Linked DNA regions of Homo sapiens: region 1 is linked to region 2. A link is a contact called in ENCODE Hi-C or POLR2A ChIA-PET data. All regions are on one chromosome and are shown on one strand. The core of a region is the stretch at or near the end of the contact, and the rest is flanking DNA. Distances in the headings are between cores, read along the strand shown. Region 1 holds the start of DRC2 (dynein regulatory complex subunit 2). Region 2 holds the start of ASB8 (ankyrin repeat and SOCS box containing 8).

The links. Hi-C counts contacts between places; a loop is a spot of excess contacts on that map. ChIA-PET counts read pairs that join two places held with the same protein, here RNA polymerase II (POLR2A). Pooled maps may share reads with other maps.
Region 1: a pooled map shows a loop between it and region 2 (4-fold over the local background). The contact joins the promoter of DRC2 here to the promoter of ASB8 in region 2. A Hi-C loop is called at or near these places in 1 of 50 pooled maps. POLR2A ChIA-PET finds 5 or more read pairs at or near these places in 2 of 52 experiments (T-cell and naive thymus-derived CD4-positive, alpha-beta T cell).

What each region holds. Positions count from the first base shown.
Region 1 is chr12:48,902,810-48,906,066 of GRCh38, forward strand. DRC2 (dynein regulatory complex subunit 2) reads left to right here and starts at 1,324. Exons shown (of 8, transcript NM_033124.5): 1 at 1,324-1,659; 2 at 2,137-2,304. The coding sequence starts at 1,528. It also overlaps the pseudogene RPL32P27. RefSeq lists a silencer at 1,281-1,330.
Region 2 is chr12:48,156,136-48,159,641 of GRCh38, forward strand. It overlaps ASB8 (ankyrin repeat and SOCS box containing 8), which reads right to left and starts at 1,380. Exons shown (of 4, transcript NM_024095.5): 1 at 1,324-1,380. RefSeq lists enhancers at 1,164-1,686, 1,191-1,240, 1,261-1,310, 1,341-1,560.

The DNA.
Region 1 (3,257 bases), core at 74-2,573, 750 kb after region 2:
CCCAGCTAACTTCTTTTGTATTTTTTGTGGAGAAGGGGTTTCGCCACATTGCTCAAGCTAGTCTCGATCTCTTGGGCTAAAACGATCCTCCCGCCTCGGCCTCCCAAAGTGCTGGGATTACAGGTGTGAGGCACAGCGCCCAGCCTGCATATTCTTTTTGAGGTTCATCCACATTGTAGCTGGTATCCATAGTTTGTTCTGAATAATATTCCATTGTATGGACATAGCATATTTTGTCTACTCATTCACATGTTAATGGACATTTAGGTTGTCTCCAATTTTTCCAACTGGGCTATTATGAGTGAGACAGATAAGAAAATTCCTGTGCAAGTTTTTGTGTGTATACATGCTTTCATTTCTCTTAGGCAGATCCCTAAGAGTGAAATTATTGGGTCACATGGTAAATTTATGTTTAACATTTTAAAAAATTGCCAAACTGTTTTCCAAAGTGGCTACACCATTTTACATTTCTACCACCAATATATGAGGGTTCTCGTTTCTCCACATTCTCTCCAACACTTATCTTTTTAAAAAAGGTTTTTGTTGTTGTTGTTGTTTGCAGTTTTTACAGTTTTATTTAAACAGAAAACATACACATGAGCTGTCTACTCATTTTCTTTGCTGCGCAGCCTGGGATTGGGGTTGGTGACTCTGACGGCCAGCTGGGCAGCTCTTTTCCACGATGGCTTTGCGGTTCTTGGAGGAAACATTGTGAGCGATCTCAGCACAGTAAGATTTGTTGCACAACAGCAGCACTTCCAGCTCCTTGACGTGTGGACCAGGAATTTCCGGAAGCCACTGGGCAGCATGTGCTTTGTTTTCTTGTTGCTCCCATAATCAATGTTGGGCATCAAGATCTAACCCTTGAACCTTCCACGAACCCTGTTGTCAATACCTCTGGGTTTCCGCCGGTTACGCTTAATTTTGACATATCGGTCAGACTGGTGCCGGATAAACTTCTTGGTTCTCTTTTTGACGATCTTGGGCTTCCCAAGGGTTCTGAGGACGGTTTATAAAAGTGCACTGAGGGGAGGCTGAGACAGGAGAATTGCTTGAACCCGGGAGGCGGAGGTTGCAGTGAGCCGAGATCGTGCCCATCCTAGGCGACAGAGAGAGACTCTATGTCAAAAATAAATAAATAAATAAATAAATAAATAAATAAATAAATAAATAAAATGCACTGAGGAGACAGATTTTTGAGAGTTAAAAGGACCCTCTCAAAAACCGACCGCGGTCCTCCACTGGGTAGGGGGCGCTCCAAGACAGGGACTCTTCTAGCCTGTTGCCTCTCCATGTTAGCGATATCCTCGTTGCTAGGAGACTAGACGCGTCTTACAGTGGGAGAGCTCAGCCTCACTGATAGCCGGGGATCTCTCCTGTTCGAGGGCTGAGATCTCCGGTCCCACAACCGCCCACAACCAGGGGCACTTCTGGAAGTCCCCTTTCTAGGGACATTTTTCTTCTAAGCTCTGTAACGCGGGCCGAGGCAGACCGAGGCTTCTTTCCCGGATCCAATCCCCTGCCCCCATGCCTAAGAAAGAAAAAATGGCCAAGACGCCCCTGTCCGATGAGAAGCAGCTGCTTCTGTTTCAGCAGAAGTTGCTGGCAGAGGAGGAGATGGCCAAAAAGAAGGAGAGGCTCCTCAGCCAGTTCTTGAAGGTGATGGCCTTTTGCATTATGTCCTGCTCAACCCCATCCACCCCCTGCCCTGGCCCTGTCACTGAGGAAACCTCATTTTCATCCTGACCTCCCCTCCTCCGGAAATCCTGAGACCCAGATATACTTAGATTTCAGGCAACATTGTTTGGGAGGCGGGGGTGTTCTCTGCGAAGCACGGAGGGGGTGCGTGGTATACGGCTTGGCAATCTTTACTGAATCCCAGAACTGGGACCGTAGGTCCTGTCAGCTGTTCCAGCTGTCTGGAATGCTGATATTCTCCCTGGAGATAGGTCATTACAAACAACATCCTACTCTGATGCTCCCACCCTGAAGGAAATTCACCCTTGCCCTCCCTAAATGCCATCAGGCCGTTCCCATCGAAAAGGGGTAAGGTGTCAGCTGATAAATTAAGAGTGATCTTGTTTGTTGTACTGAAAGGCCCTGACTTCCTGGAGGTATATTTATTCCTTCACACAGGACAAGCTGGCCAAGGAGGAACACAACAGTGCTCTGAACCTTAATAAGATTAACACACAGTGGAGAACTGTCCTTCGGGAAGTCAAGACCAGAGAACTTCATAAGGACATTGAGATCCTCAGCCAAACATTTGAACGAGTGGTGGACTGTAAGGACAATGTCATCAAGGTAGGCACTCTTTCCAAGGAAACCTTGAGTATGGCTTCCTGACCTCTTAATAGAATGAGCCTAGTGAATCCATCTTAAAGCCCTCACAAGACACAGGCTGTGAGAAAGCCAGGCTATTGGTAATAATGGTTTTCACAGAAATAAAAAATAGAATATTGGGCTTTCATCCCTCTCTCCCTTAGAGGACCCACTCTTCTTGTCATCTATTGCCCAAAACCAGTACTATCCAATAGTAGAGTCATAAGGCACAGTAGACATCACCCAGTGACTTGAAATGAGTCCCACACCTTCATTTCAATGTCAGAAGGCTCAGTTCCAGAGGGGAACTGACTTGCCCAAGGTCACATAGCTAGTCAGTGAGAGAACCAGGACTCCAGCATGTGTTTATTGATTCCCACTGCAGTGCTCCATTCAACTAAATTGTTTGGCCTCTTGATTCAACTTCAGTGGCCCTGGATAAGGTTGAGAAGATCTCCATGGGTAAGAGCAGTTCTGGATTTCTAAGCAATTCAATCAGCCATCCTTATGCTCTTGGGAGGTTCTTGAGTTCTTGATTCCATCCTATCTTTTCTTCTAAGGGATTTTCTGTACCCCTTCTTTTGTCTTACTTTTAATATTCTGCCTCCATTTACTGCCTTCTCCTTAGTCTTTTCCATTATTTATTTATTTATTTATTTGACATGGAGTCTTGCTCTGTTGCCAGGCTGGAGTGCAGTGGCACAATCTCGGCTCAGTGCAACCTCTGCCTCCCAGGTTCAAGTGATTCTTCTGCCTCAGCCTCCCGAGTAGCTGTGACTACAGGCATGTGCCACCATGCCTGGCTAATTTTTGTATTTTTAGTTGAGATGGGGGTTTCACCATGTTGGCCAGGATGGTCTCGATCTCCTGACCTTGTGACCCACCCGCCTTGGCCTCCCAAAGTGCTGGGATTACAGGCGTGAGCCACTGCACCC
Region 2 (3,506 bases), core at 130-2,629:
GTTTCTATTTTGTGAATCAGTAGCCATTTATAGTAGATGTAAATTCCATTAAAAGAATGCAAGTAAAAATATTCATATGTATCGATAATTCAAATTAGGTATTTTTCTCCCGTTATCATGCACGGATAAGCTGACACACTTGTTTATATGTCTCTATGACATTTTCTAGATAGTTTAGATTTGGCATGTGTTTTAATCTCTCCAGTAGCCACTAAACTGCTCTGAGACAAGTATCTGTATCTTATAATTTTTTTGTTTCAAGGAAAAAAAAAGACAAGTGCATTTGAGTTGGTAATTCCAAGAATGGCAGCAGAAGACAGAGCATCTAAAGCAGGAGGCTTGGACCAAAGTGGTTCTGTTGCCTGTAATCCCAGCACTTTGGGAGGCCAAGGCAGGAGGAACTCTTGAACCTGGAAGTTCAAGACCAGCCTGAGCAACATGGCGAGACGACCCCAAAACCCAATCGTCTCTACAAAAAAATTCAAAAATTAAAATAAATAAATAAAGTCGTTTTGTTAACCATTTCTGGGCCATGATAATCGGATGAAACTAAATCCTGAACTAATTTCCCGGGCGCTCTTGGGCTCTGGGCTAAGAACTCCTGAGAGTATGGTCAGTGGTCTGCTGCTGCCTGGAAGCTCCCGGTAAAGGAATGAAACTTCAGGGCAGACAGCATTCACTTCAGGAATGGTCAAGGAAAGCTAAATTCGATCTCACTAGACAGCAGCCCGTGTAAGGTTTGATCCCCTTGGAAGGCCCTTTCCTCTGCTAGAGCTGAAAGCCCTGTCTCCCTCGTTTTCTTTTGCTACGGGATCCAGAGAAAACACCAAAGGGCACTTACTGAGAAGCTGAAAAAAAAAAAAAAAAAAAGCAAACTGGAAAAGAGAAGACACAACAGCTCTGATGCGAGGGAGGCCTCGGCCCCGCCCCCTCCCGCCCCGGGAGAACCTTGGCCGAGCCTGCAGCGCCCGTAATCCCCACCGCACCTGCTGCGGGAGGGCCCGCGGCAGCTGTCTCGCTGAGGCTAGGGGGCGGGGGGCAAGGGCACGAAACGCAAGGACGTGCGGTGTCACTTTCTGCACGGGCTCTAAACAGATCGCAGCAATCCCGGTAGGTCCGGTACTGAAAGAGAATCACGCAATTTGCGCTGGGGGGCCTCAGACGCGGACCAACCCCCTCTTCGATCTGCCTTCTAAGGCCCGGAAATAAGTCTCAGCCTCGAGAACTAGAGCACTTCGACCAGGGAGTAGAGGAAGCGTTATTGGGCGTGGTACCCTGGGTTAGGAAACCTGGCTGTAGACCCACTCCAAGGACCGCACTCACCGAATTGCTGGGCTGAGGTGGGGGTTGAAAGCCGCTGTCAAGGCGTGACCCGGAAGCAGAAGCTGTCGGGGGCAGGCCCTCTGTTTACCGGACTAGAAGACCAACTAAGATGGGCGCCTGCGCACTGATGAGTGTTCGTCAGCGGGGCGCGCCTGCGCAGACTTGTGCAGCAGCTTTCGCCCTCCAGAGGCCTAGTTAGGGGGTTACTTTCTCCTTTTACTCAGAGGCTTTGCGCGCAGGCTCAGTGCAGCGTTCTCGGCCACAGCCGCAGGGTTCGGGTCTTGGTCCTGCAGCGGGGATAAAAAAGCTCAGGAACCCTGAGTGTTGGGCCGATTCTATATGGTTGCACCTGCGTGGACCAGGCCAGCAGGGGTCCATCCACAATGGTTCAGTTGCTTAGGAGACTAAACTCTTAGTAGGAAGTGTCTTTGACAAAAATACTTACAGCATTATTCATAATGGTGGAACGAATCTATGCTCCTTAGAACCCTCCTGTACATGTCCACCCTCCTTCAAGTAAACCATATCAAAGACAAACTCAACCACCCAAGAGGTGTAGTATTCTAAATGTAGAGGAATAAATGACCTTTATAACTCTTATTAGGGTTAATGAAACTTCCCGCACAAAAACATGATGACACCTCTGAGTGACAGACTTTCTGTGCAAAGCATAAACATTTTGAAGTCAGCAGCACATGGTGGTGGTGCATGGAAGGAGTGAAGCAGCAGCCCATTTAGGCAGACTGCAAGAGTTGTGGTCTGCCCGGTAGCCTGTTTAACCAGAGTGCCCCACACCTACTCCCCAGAGCTTGTTCTAAGCAACCAAATCTAACCAATTAGAGATTTAAAGCAGGCCCAGACAGATCATGTACATCAGTAAGAGGATGGTAAACTGAAAGTTCATGACCTGGTCTGAGGAGTGGGCCTCCTTTGAGCTCCAGACTCAAAGGAATTTTGCCAGGTAGGAATATGCCCTCCACTTCCTGCCACTGCACCATGGTGAGATCGTCCATTTTTCAAAAGAAGCTGAAATACAGATTTTTTTTAAAAAGTGAATTTTTCCAAGTTGCAAATGTTGGCAATGTTTTTATTATTATTATTATTATTATTATTATTATCATCATCATTATTTATTTTTGAGATGTAGTTTCGCTCTTCTCACCCAGGCTGGAGTGCAATGGCGTGATCTCGGCTGGCTGCAACCTCAGCCTTCCGGGTTCAAGTGATTCTCCTGCCTCAGCCTCCTGAGTAACTGAGACTACAGTCACCTGCCACCACACCTGGCTAATTTTTTTTTTGTATTTTTATTAGAGATGGGGTTTCACCATGTTGGCCAGGCTGGTCTCAAACTCCTGACCTCAGGTGATCCACCCTCCTCGGCCTCCCAAAGTGCTGGGATTACAGGCATGAGTCACCACACTGGACCACATCTCTCAAATTTCTTGGTTGGGAAATGCTGAAGTATATAAATTCTGGGAAACCATCAGCATCTTACAAATGTAAGAATGAGCGGAGTCTCCCAGGGAGTGATAAAATAGGCTCTCAATACAGGTTATTTTACTTATTTATTGAAAAACTGAGTACACTTTTATTTTACTTGGCCTGCAACTCAGTATATGCAGAAAACTACTCTATGTCACACTCATGATCAATATCTTCTTATTTCCATTTGGCATGTCATTGAAAACCTAGCCCATCACTTAGCTAAAAATCACATAAGAGACCCCTAGAGAAATCAAACTAACTTTTTTTCCCCCCAAACAATAGATCTCATCTTTATTAGTCAAATCAGTACCTGCTGATAGGGCAGTGGAGCAAGCCTGACAGTGATATTCATTAACAAAGAAGACAAAACTTATGCTTTCAAGTACAAAGATAAACTTTGAATGGCAGAGAGCCTAATCTGACTATCATCAGCCACCAAGAACACAGAAGAGCAAATAACTCAAGAAGAGAGAAGCCAAAGTGCTATAAAAATTATTCTTTTCTGTGAAATTCAGTTCCACAGCCTGTATGAGCAAGGGTCCAAAACACTGGAGAGCCAATAAAGCTGCTGGGAGGGCCCATTCATAATGGGAGATGCACTGGCTGTGCCTCCCTTGCTGTGTCCTTCCATGAGCGTCCTCCACTCTTCACTGACTTCATTTAGACTTGGTCCTCTGGTCTCACCACAGCTACCTGGG